Regions from separate parts of the Homo sapiens genome. Here regions 1 and 2 are each linked to region 3. The links are chromatin contacts, found by Hi-C or POLR2A ChIA-PET in ENCODE. All regions are on one chromosome and are shown on one strand. The core of a region is the stretch at or near the end of the contact, and the rest is flanking DNA. Distances in the headings are between cores, read along the strand shown.

Region 1 (4,164 bases), core at 528-3,027, 560 kb after region 3:
GTGATGTTTTATCTATCTAGATTGATGATTATGAAGTGACTTCATTTACGAAGCCTGTTGGAGGGATTTTGCCTGTGGCCCCAAAGTGACGGCATGATTTTGATGAGGTGGGAGTGCGATAGTGGGAATGCAGTGGTGAAATGCTGATTGGGAAATGATTTCTTCCTGCATAGCTTAGTCACCTGCTCAACATCTGTGCCTCAAACAGTACCTCAGAGTCAAGTGGCTCATTGTGTTCTGTCCCCTGCAGACCTTGAAAGACACAGAAGCTGCCTCATGTACATATATGCACATTGCTCTTCATCCCTGCAAACGCCCTGGCCGCACCTAACGCTAGCTTATAGCAACATGCCTTCAGATGCCACATATGAAGGATTTGGGGCTAGATTTTATAACTCAGTCACCCAAGTGATGCCAACTTTTGTAAAGAAGGGAGAAATATGTTTTAGAAAGGGGTTCATATTGTTCTAAAAAAATATAGGGCAGTCTCCACTCAGATGGTCCTTTTGCATCATTTGAATTTAACTCTCACGATCATCCTCTGTAAGATTCAGACAGGACAGGTTTTATTAACCTCATTGTACAAGTGAGAAAACAGATGGGGCTAAGTGCCTATTCCAAATCACAGGACTAAGGGCTATGACCAAGGGCTGGGCCCTTGGCTCTTAATATCCAAAGTATACAGACTCCTTCCCAGTCAACCACATCCCAGCCAACCACTCCTAAACATATTCTTCAAGCGAGATGATTAGAGAGACAATTTGATTTACATTCCTTGTAGGTATTTTTTTGTTTGAGGTAAATACAAAAATTCAAAGACTTGGAGAGAAATGCTTAGTCTCCCTGTAGACTTAAGCCAGCTATGTGCTTTAATTCTAATAAAGACTAATAAGAGCTTGAACTCAGATTTGTTTGCTTTGGTTTCTTAGGAAATACAACTCTACACTGAGCATTTGCCCAGTAAGGTACAAGTTTATTGGTCATTGGTCAACTAAAAGCATCTTTATGGGACCATGTGTGTCATAATGAGTTTCATCTTTGCACTTAAAGTTTACAAATTTCATTGGAAGGGGAAAAAATCTTAGTGCTAGAAAGTTCTTAAAATTTAGCCCAAAGCAGGAGCCCTTTCTGTCAAGTTCCCAAGAGATGGGGTACACTTCCAGGCATGGGTGCTCTTTCTCCTGAGGTACCCCATCTGCCCTTGAACTATTCTGTTTATCCTGGTTCTTCCTCTGTTGACAAAAACAGGGCTGCTTCCTGCTCTGTGTGTCAGTCCTTCTGATACCAAACACTGCATGGGACTTAACACGTGAACTTTCAGTTTCATCCTGCTGATTTCCACACAACATTCCAAACTATAGAAGTAATTTTGAACTTCATTTAGTCACTAATGTTAACAGTTGTGCCATGCAGCTTTCAGTCATGTGTATATTTTAATATACGTGGAAGAGTGACCTGGCAGATAGTGGATGTTGACAACTGGTTAGGGAGTGGAGGGTCCAGACTAGTGCCACGTGCCTCAGCAGCAGGGTCTGCAAACTTTCTCTGTCAAGGGCCAAGTAACATGTTAAACTTGGAGTACCAGACGGTCTCTATTGCAACTACTCAACTGAATTCTGCCTTTGTAGCACGTCAACAGCCATCAGCCACTGGTACTGGCATGAGCATGGCTGCATTCCAGTGACATTTTATTTATAGACACTGAGATTTGAATTTTACATGTCATGAAATATTATTCTTTTGATTTTTTTTCAACCATTAAAAATGTGAAAACCACTCTTAGCTCACAGGCCGTATAAAAACAGGTGGTAGGCCAGATGTAGCCCACAGGCTGTAGTTTGCCAACCCCTGTCCCAAGGGTCTGGGTTTCTTGAGGGAGGTTGGGGGAAATTGGCAAAGGAGAGTATGTGGCATATGAGAGAAGAATCCACTGTGTTATGTGTGAGGGCTATGGGGAACAGTATTCTTAGATTTGGTGTTAGAGCAAGGAAGTCAAAGGAATATTCCATGAAGAGATAGAGACTATAGGGGACTTTGCTGATGGCTGATCATGAGTTCCCAGGGCACAGAGGAAGATTGAGGGGTCGGAGAAGGGCAAGAGATAAGCCAGATTGAGGGACACATGGAGAGGGAGGGGACTATGTGATGAGTCCAGGGAAGATTGGACTGTGCAGGCCGGGATTGGTCCCAGTGGTCCCTTCGGGCAGTGGTTCTTGACCGGGGTGATTTTGCCACCTAGGAGACATCTGGACACATTTTTGGTTGTTATAACTGGGACGGGGTGGTGCTGCTGGCATCTAGTGGGTGGAGTCCAGGAATGCTGTTCTACTTAGTGCAGGATAGCCCCCTGCCAAACAAATAATTATCTGTTTTAAAATGTCAGTAGTGTTGAATCTGAGAAATTCTGCCTTAGGGGAAGGCAGATCGTTGGTTATGTAATCCACATGATGCTGAGATAGAGAGTGTTTTGGCTATTGGAAAGGGTAGTTTTCTTAGAAGCATTTGGAACTCTGTGCACCTACCTTAAATATTCATGTGCATGGGTCAAAATTGACTCTTTTTCAGAGAATATAATCAGCTAAAACACAGATCTATAGAATATATTTCTAGTTTAAAAAAATCCATTGGCATTTTACAAACAAATGTCATGGAAACAGATTCCTTAAATGAGATATGAATTGTCTTTCACAGCTGACTGGTTACTCTGGGCTACTACATGGTTTACAGTAGAGTCTTTTTTTTGATTTTAAGTCCGTTTAGCAAAGTTTCACGCTTCAAATTCTCAGGAAATATGCTTGAACACTTTTAGGGGACCAAGCCTTGACTTAATCTCATGCTACTCTCAGTAACTGAAATGCCAACAAATCCAATTCTAATCGGCTTCATACACATCCATCACTCCAAAAAATTGACATAATGGAATGTGACACCAGCATAAAACAAGTTGGCAAGAGAGAACAATGATTATATAAGAGAGGTGTGACAGTCTACATCCAGGCTTCACGAACCTGTTCAGAGGAAGAGGAACCTGGCACAGTCTCACCAGAAATGTTCAAGTGGAGCTGAGGAATCTGCATTGAGAAGCAGCAGTGGGCAACTCTCCTCTTGGCTGCCGATACTTTCAACTGATGGTCAAGAAGGAAAAAAGTTACATATAAGAATTGCTAATTTTTTTCCATGTAAGTTACACTAGGGTTACAGAAAAATTGACTAATGTATGTTTCACAGAAGTCCTCATTCTAATAAATGCAAAGTGATAAGGATATATAAATGGGTCTTGTGGGAGTCAGGAGTTGTAGCCAAGCCTTGAGCTTGTAGTCAGGAGAACAGTAGTCTGACCTACAGACATACTTGACCCTTGAGCAGCAGAGAGAAGATGTGGCCTAGCCTCAGCTGGTTCCAGGAGCAAAAGAGACCATGCTTAGGTGGGCTCCAGGCCAGGAGTACTGATGCGGCAGTGGAGAGCCCACTTGAGCTGCAGGGAGAAGTCTGGCAGGGGTTTGTTGTGGGGCAGGGTGCAGAGACCAGCACTGGAAGCTCAGCCTGCACCTGGCAGAGAACAGACTACCGCTCCTAAGGAGTGGGAAGCACTCAGTCTCCACAAATCCTCACCAGAGGGGTGTTTAGAATCACTGTGGTCTTGGGCATAGGATGTGGAGGTATTGAAGCATGGGAGGGCAAGTTCAGAACCCAGCTCTCCCAAAATAGCTATGTGCCAATTTATATATGGCCATTGGCTCATAGTAGGCACTGAATAAATAGCAACTCTTTATGTTTTTAAATAAAAATGATAGGATTTAAAGATGTGGTGCCAACTGTGTGATGTAAAATGAAGAGAGTTGTACCATATAGTGCAAAGATGAATATAACAGTAACAGCCACAACAACAGCTAGCCTTTACGGAACACTTAATCATCTGCCAGGCAGTATGCTAAGCACTGCAAGTGTACAAACTCCATTTTTGCTATTATGTCACGATATAGGTACTGTAATTAATGCTGTGTGACAGGAGGGGAAGCTGAGGCACAGGGAGTTGAAGCACCTTGCCCAAGGTCCCACAGCTAATATATGGTGGAGCTGGTTCTACAGTTTAGGTGGTCTAGCTCCAGAGTCCATGTCCTCACCATTCTCCTAAATAACCCTTATTTCTGTTATTCTGTGGAA
Region 2 (3,789 bases), core at 283-2,782, 800 kb before region 3:
GAAGGGGTTTGTTGCAACCATTCAGAAGAGAGACTGTGAGAGACTGAGCTATGGGAGGCAAAAGACAAAAAGACGGGAGATTTGACAGGACTTGACACACCGTATAAGGGCTTGGAAGAGAGAGGGGTCAAGGACTCAAGTTTGTGGTTGGCCCTTGTGACTAGAGGATGATGGTGCTATTTGCTGAGCTATTCATTAAGAAAGTTAGGTCTGAGATGCCTACGAAGCAGCGTCTCCTAAACCGTGCTTTGCCAGGTATTAATAGATTTTTCATACATATCTAAACACAAGAACCCTGGGGATATTTCTCCTAATTTTTTTTTTTTTTTTTTTTTTTTTTTTGAGACAGAGTCCACTCTTTCGCCCAGGCCAGACTGCAGTGGCGCTATCTCGGCTCACTGAAAGCTCCGCCTCCCGGGTTCACGCCATTCTCCTGCCTCAGCCTCCCGAGTAGCTGGGACTACAGGCGCCCGCCACTGCGCCTGGCTAATTTTTTGTATTTTTAGTACAGACAGGGTTTCACTGTGTTAGCCAGGATGGTCTCGATCTCCTGACCTCGTGATCCTCCCGCCTCGGCCTCCCAAAGTGCTGGGATTACAGGCATGAGCCACCGTGCAGGGCCTTCTCTTAATTTTTTAGTGTAAAATACTAGAGACCAAGCACAGTGGCTCATGCCTGTAATCCCAGCATTTTGGGAGGCCAAAGGCAGGAGGATCACTTGAGTCCAGGAGTTTGAGACCAGCCTGGGCAACACAGTGAGATCCTGTCCCCTCTTGGCTTCCTCGGGGAGCCAAGAGGAAGGCTGAGACCCGTCTCAAAACCGAGCTTTGGCCACGTGAGAAGTGGCAGGAAGGAGCCCATTGGCGAGTGTCAGACTCCTGAGCCTGCAGCCCGACACAAGACACGCTGGGTAAGCGCCTGAGGAGTCAGCTGACCAAAAAGGCGGGGTGGCTGAGTGGGCAAGTGGAAATGGATGGCGGGACTGACCGACGGAGAGGCGGGCGGGACCCCAGATACAGCCGAGCCCCGGCCTGTGGCCGAGGGGTCGAAGAAAGGCGGCGCGGAGGCCGGATGCGGGACAGGGGCGGTTTGGGAAGCACCCGGGACCGCCCTGCTGGACCGCCCCACTCACCCTTCGCTCTACCGGCGGCGGCGGGAACCCACCCCCGGGAGCGAGAACAATGCCCGGCCGCACGCGCGCCGGAAGTGGGAGAGTGCCCCTCTAGGAGCCCGGAGGACCGCAGCTCTGTGGCAGGCGCGGGTCGTGTCTCGCAGGAGGGGCGCGGGTCCGGCTCAGACCTGGCGGGGGCATCGCAGAGTACAAGCGGTTGACGCGCTGCTGAAAGGGTGGGGAGCATAAGATACATATTAAATATAATTATATATTCTATATATTTTAATACATAAAAATATACGTATATATTCAAACATATTTTTCCTCGTTATGTCGCGGGCTGGTATACCATCGAGAAAATAAAAACCGAGAACCCATGATCTCTACATTTTGAGAGGAAGAGGAGCTGACCACGCTCACCGCGGACGTGCTGACTGCGAAGACGACAGTCCTAGGAGCTGCGGAAGGGCTGGGGCGGGGACGGGTCCTGCCCACGAATGCCGAGGACGCCAGGTGCTGCGGAGGGGTCGGGATGGGGGGCAGGAGAAGCTGTAAAGATTTCCTGGTGGACTCTGCCCTCGAGCTGCCCGTGGCCGCGTGCTGGATGCTGACACAGCAGGAGGAGGAGCGCCACGGGTTTCCCGCGTAGGAAGCGACAGGAGCCAGGGCACAGCGGGGCGGGGTTCAGGGCACGCTCGGAATTGGCCCGGCATCTTAGCTGGCCAGAAACTAGGCCAAGGGGTTGGTTAGAGTGAGTTAGGTTGTGGAGAGTGTCAAATACCAGGCTCAGGTGTTAGAAATGCATTGAATCATCAGTGCAGGGTATTCACATATAACATGGCTGGAACAGTGTTCAGGGCGGTGTCTGTACCGTATAGAGTGGATTAAAGGACAAAAGAGATGAAAGAATACAGGTGACCCATGAATTTAGCAAAATGTAATAATCTGTGAAAGTATGATTGAAAATAGGGCAAGGGATGACATCGCCAAGGGAGGTCTTTTGGAAAATAAACGGGATTGTGAAATACCAACGTTTTGGAATGGGGAAGAAAAGGAGTTCGAGAAGAGGAGCTACTTAGGGAGCGCCCAGATGGTTCAAACATCATAAAAACAACAGTGTTTCAGGAGACGGAACACTGTTGCTTTGCTGCAGAGAGCCGAAAGAGGGTGAGAACTAAGCTGATGGTGGAATTTGGGGGAATGACAGAGGAGGGCAAGAGAGAGAGATGTTACCTGTGGACTGTCCTTTCGAGTGGTTCAGAAGAGTTGGTAAGACTAAAAATAGACAATAATCTCTTTTGAGAATTGTGATACTGCAAGAAAAGAAAAAGAATATTGGTTGAACTAAGCAACCGGATTTAAAGTATTCTTATTTTCAAGGGTAGTGGAAAGCTAATTTGTAGAAAAGAAAAGGTAAAGTTTAGTAGGCACAAGAAATTGAAGATGGAAGAAAAGAGATACAGCTGATGGGGAGGAAATGAGACCAGATGGGCTGGTGAAGTAGTTTGTCTCAGAAAAGAAGGAAGTGATTTGTTCCTGAATAGGAGGAAAGTGGAGGGTGAGTGCAAGAGAAAAGGGAGAAGTTGAAGATGTTTATGTCAGATGACTCTGACCACAAAGGTGTTAATCAGAAGATGTTACAGTTGAGCCAGACTTTGAAGAATGTTACAACGGCCAATGACTGGAAGAGACGACTTCAAGTGATGTTCTGTATCTACTATCCAATATGGAAGCCATTAGCCATTTATGGCTATGTGTAGGAAAGCTGCCTGTTGCATGGCAAGAGTAATGCTATCTTGAAGTGAAACATCATAATAACCAGTGTTTGACTCTTGCATACCAAGGCATTCCCCCAGCAAGGTGAAGAAACAATGCCTATAACATAGATAACCCCTCATAAAGAAACAATACCTGTAGCATAGAAAACCCCTCATAAAGATCCTTATCTAATTTTCCCACTGGTCAGAGTTTTGCAAGAGGGTCTCAGACATGACAAGCTGCACGTTTTACCAAAAAAAAAAAAAAAGCTTGCAATAGAAAGAATAATATCTGCAGGGCAGGTATGGGGATCCACCATCTTAAGTCCTTTTATCCCTACCAAATGTTTCCTTCTGAGAAACTGCATTTGTCAGCTCAGCTCTCTCAACCTCTGGGAGTAGGTTTACATATATTTGCTCACTTGATATATGGCTGATAGGAACTGAGCAAGTAAAATTTTCATTTCATTGAATTTTAATTAATTTACATTTAAATTGCTACATGGGATTAGTGGTTCCATACTAGACAGTGAAGCTAGCCTGTACTTGTTAAAAAGAACCCAATGAGTGAAATGAACAAAGTAAACATAGCACATTTCTAATGAAGCACATAAAATAATGAGTGGCCAAAAAAAAAAAAAAAGACTGTAAAGTTGTCTTCTATGTAAAAAGTCCATAAGGTTTATACACAGAACATACTCAATTTGTTCATTCCCTTAAAGGATCTAGCAACACACTTTTTAATGTAAGTACCCAATTTCCCCATTTTTAATGAACAGATGAATACCAGTATCTGCTAACACTGTGGGGTGGGGAGGGGAGAGTGATATATACCTAAGAAAATTAGCAACTTCATCAATAATAAACACTTCTCTATCATTTATTTATTTTCTTTTAAAAAATGTATTAACACCTGAA
Region 3 (3,774 bases), core at 1,101-3,600:
ATCACTACTATGCATATTTTAATATAGGTATCTATAAACAAAAGAAGTACTGTTTTGCATGTTTTTAGACTTTACCCCCATAGCATTATTCGTCTGTACCTTGTTTTCTTAGCTCAAGATTTTGTTTGTTTTTCAATTCAGTCACGTTGTTTCATGCAGCTCTAGTCCATTCGTGAGAACTTTTCGATAGTATTACATTTTATTAATATCACAATTTATTTGTCCATTCTCAAACTAATGGAATGGTTTTTTTGTTTTCTTATTTTTTGTAAAGAAAAGGTTTCACTATGTTGCACAGGCAGGGTCTCACTTGTTTTCAATTTTGTTATTATGAAGCTGCAATAAACAATTCTTGAGAACAATACTTATTTCTAGAATATATTCCTAGAAAGAAAACTGCTAGGTCAAAGGATATATTTAATATATACCTCCAACTTCATCAACTAAGTTGATCTACAAAATAGTTACATATTTTTACATTCCCACCAAGTGGTATAAGAGTTCCTGTTTCTCTGCAACAATTATCCATATTGTCATATTATTTTGCCAAATTGATGAACATAAAGTGGTACCTCACTGGCTTACTTTTTCCTGATTTGTAAGATTAAGTATCATTTATTGACCTTTCAGGTTTCCTCACGTGAAATGCCTATAAACAGTACTGCCATTTTTTTTTTTTACTGATTTGTAATAGTTATTAAGAGAGTCTGGGTATCAACCCTATACTGATTACATGTGTTTCTAAATGCTCTCTGCAAAAACAAAAAACAAGATAAACCTGTTACCGATTCTGAAATCTAGTAAAATGTAAAAGCAAAGCTAATTCCTGACTTTTCAAAGTTCACAGCTACTTTCCAGACCTTTATATCAGTGTTTCTGAAACCTTTCCGTCCACTCACAGAAGATGAATTCCTCATTCAGGGCCAATACACACATACTTACACATAAACTGAAAAACAAGGCTGTAAATCAATTTCTTCTCAAGGATGGGTGACGTTTTCATAACCACAAACAATATACAAGGACAGATTGTCTCCATTATATACAGCCAACATTTTGGCTCACATTTTGGCTGTTACGTACATACATCATATAGCTTTCACAAGGTTCAGTAAGCAAGCGTCTATTTTGATTAATAACGGTTAAAACCTTTAACACTTGATAAAAAACCATCATATCCATCAGGATGTTTGCAACAATAATGAAGAGTGTCCACTCTACCCAATGAATTAAGAATTAAAGTACAAGCTCAGACTAAGCAAATGAAATTTTTTATTTTCAGTCGCACTAGGATAATTTTTTACAAAGTTGCTCTGCATACATGAACTGATTCTGAATATTTTAGTGACAGACATCTCAAAAAAGTTTACTTCATTTACAGGAACACTATCAAATGTTTTGCAAAACAAAGACACTGCATTAGGGCATATAATCATAGAATAGGAAAGGACTTTAGGTGACTTACTCTAAATCTCTCCTTTTCAGGTAAGGCATCTGCAACGCAGAAGTTATAAGAAACTTGCCCAATTGAGACCCTCTAAAATCTACAAATTCAGAGTCTTTTCCACTGCATTACCCATCTTCTTATATTAGACTTCTAAAACTATTCCTCTATTAATTTCACAAGAATAAGTTGCTGCGTTACAGAAATGACGGAAGTAACTCCCAAACCCACACCAATCTTTTTCTTTCCACTCCCCTACCTTCTCCCTCCCTTATCCTCCATTATCATTCACAGAATGAAAAAAATACCTGACCACCTGAATTTCTGGCCCTAATTGGGTGTGGAGTCCCAACCCCCTGCTACTGTTTCCGTGTTAAGCTAACCGGAGTTTTCTTTTTTAATTATTCATTCCTTTATTCAATAAATATCTAAGCCCAGACTTTGCAGAAGCGTGGTGCACGCAGCTCCTCCAAGCCCGCAGACCACCGCGCGCTGGCATCCCGACGCCGGGAAGCCGGGGGCGCTGGAGAAACGGGGTTCCCGGGGGCGCCTGGAGGCCGGCCGGGTGGTGGGAAGCGGCCGACATAAGCGGTTGACTCACCTTTCCGCAGCTCCCGCTCCCACACGGTGACGATGGGACGCGAGTGTTTACGGTGGTGAATGAGCCACAGGGACAAGGTCTGCACGCTCTGCTGCGAGTTGCTCAACTCCGACAGCTTCTTCTCCAGCGCCGCCTCAGAGAAGGCTGACATCCCTCCGACACCACGTTCACGCCGTCCCACGCGGTGGGGCCGAGGGGAGGAGAGTTTCGCCGCCCTAGCTGCGGCCTCGCCCCCTCACCCCACCCTTCCCCACGCTCTCACCACGGCCGCCGCTTCATCCAAGACCGGCCGCAAACCAGCAAGATGGCGTCCGGCCGGCAGTGACGTCACAGGGACCCACGCCCCGCCCCTCCCGCTGCAAGCCCTGGGAAAACGCGCGGCCGAGAAGTGGAACCGCCAGGCGGAAGGGGCGGAGTCGAAACAAGTGCAGGGGAGGCGGACAGGGGCGTGATGCCTGGGTTACTCTCAGAGGCATGGTGGGAGTTTGCCAGGCCTGAACCCTCCTTAATGGAAACTCTGTCAAAGAAGCAGTGATTACAGATCTCTACATAGGCATGTAAACTGGTATAAATTGGGGCAGGCACTTTAAAGACTATTTGCATGACCAATTACGGTTAAAAATACACCTTCCTAAATAGAGTATAGGATGGTGACCAGAGGCTGGGAAGGGTAGTGGGGGAGGGCTAAATAGAAGGACTAATAGAAGGACTAAATATAAATAGGACCTAGTATTTGATAGCATGACAGGGGACTAGAGTCAGTAATAATTTAATTGTACATTTTAAAATAACTAAAAGGATAATTGGATTGTTTGTAACACAAAGGATAAATGCTTAAAGGGATGGATACCCAACTTTGCATAATGCGATTATTAGGCATTGCCATGCCTGTACCAAAATATCTTATGTACTCCATAAATATATACACCTACTATGTACCCACAAAAATGAAAAATGAATAAAAATTTAAAAATTATAAGAATACTCTTTCCTAGCAATTTCACTAATTGCTGTCAGTGCTGGAAAAAACACCAGCATGTTTGCACCAGGAAGCTTATTCTAGGTGTTCAGTCCAACACAGTAACAGTGAAAAATTGGAACATTCACTGTTGCAGTCTACACAGATACGTCTATATTCCATAATACATGCAGCAGTTTAAAATATGGATTAATCCAAGATATGGTGGATTTGGAAGGGTTTGAGTGGGTTTTTATGAGGTTCTTTTTGAGAGAGGGCCTCACTCTCACCCAGACTGGAGTTCAGTGCCATGATCACAGCTTACTGCAACCTCGAATTCCTGGGCTCAAGCATTCCTCCCACCTTGGCCTCCCAAAATGCTGGGATTACAGGTGTGAGCCACCATGCCCAGCTGGATTTTTTTTTAATTACAGAAGCAAAAGTATAGTATACCACTTCTTGTTTAAAGGTATGTAGTTCATATGGGTTCACAAGTACGTAAACTCATGGCAAAGGTTTGGAGGAATACACACCACATGAATACTGGTCTCAGGGAGAGGATCAGAATTGGAGCCCTTAAATTGTGTCCATATTGTTTTCATTTTTACAAAAAGAATACGTGAATATATTACTTATATAGTTAAAAATTAATTACAGAAATCTCATTGTTAATCTAATGCATACACCATCATATTCTAAAATTTTTTTTGAGACCGGGTCTTACTCTGTTGCCCAGGCTGGAGTATGTGGTTCAGTCATGTTCACTGCAGT

The links. A loop is a pair of places that touch in the nucleus more often than their neighbours do. ChIA-PET counts read pairs that join two places held with the same protein, here RNA polymerase II (POLR2A). Pooled maps may share reads with other maps.
Region 1: a pooled map shows a loop between it and region 3 (2.6-fold over the local background). The contact joins the enhancer-like site here to the promoter of RPRD1A in region 3. A Hi-C loop is called at or near these places in 1 of 37 single-sample maps with no recorded cell type and 5 of 50 pooled maps. POLR2A ChIA-PET finds 5 or more read pairs at or near these places in 1 of 52 experiments (PC-3).
Region 2: a map of naive thymus-derived CD4-positive, alpha-beta T cell shows a loop between it and region 3 (3-fold over the local background). The contact joins the enhancer-like site here to the promoter of RPRD1A in region 3. A Hi-C loop is called at or near these places in 1 of 168 maps with a recorded cell type or tissue (naive thymus-derived CD4-positive, alpha-beta T cell) and 4 of 50 pooled maps. POLR2A ChIA-PET finds 5 or more read pairs at or near these places in 1 of 52 experiments (BJ).

Annotation. Positions count from the first base shown.
Region 1 is chr18:36,627,639-36,631,802 of GRCh38, forward strand. All of the region lies in intron 10 of FHOD3 (formin homology 2 domain containing 3), which reads left to right. Among named protein-coding and RNA genes, the nearest start is that of TPGS2, 200 kb to the right of the region's middle. Within about 2 kb of position 1,778, at least 3 of the 41 ENCODE cell types and tissues checked have a DNase peak (open chromatin) inside an H3K27ac peak, as active enhancers do.
Region 2 is chr18:35,266,344-35,270,132 of GRCh38, forward strand. All of the region lies in intron 1 of ZSCAN30 (zinc finger and SCAN domain containing 30), which reads right to left. Among named protein-coding and RNA genes, the nearest start is that of ZSCAN30, 22 kb to the right of the region's middle. Within about 2 kb of position 1,533, at least 33 of the 41 ENCODE cell types and tissues checked have a DNase peak (open chromatin) inside an H3K27ac peak, as active enhancers do.
Region 3 is chr18:36,065,209-36,068,982 of GRCh38, forward strand. It overlaps RPRD1A (regulation of nuclear pre-mRNA domain containing 1A), which reads right to left and starts at 2,351. Exons shown (of 7, transcript NM_018170.5): 1 at 2,046-2,351. The coding sequence starts at 2,196. RefSeq lists enhancers at 2,051-2,190, 2,074-2,589, 2,301-2,530.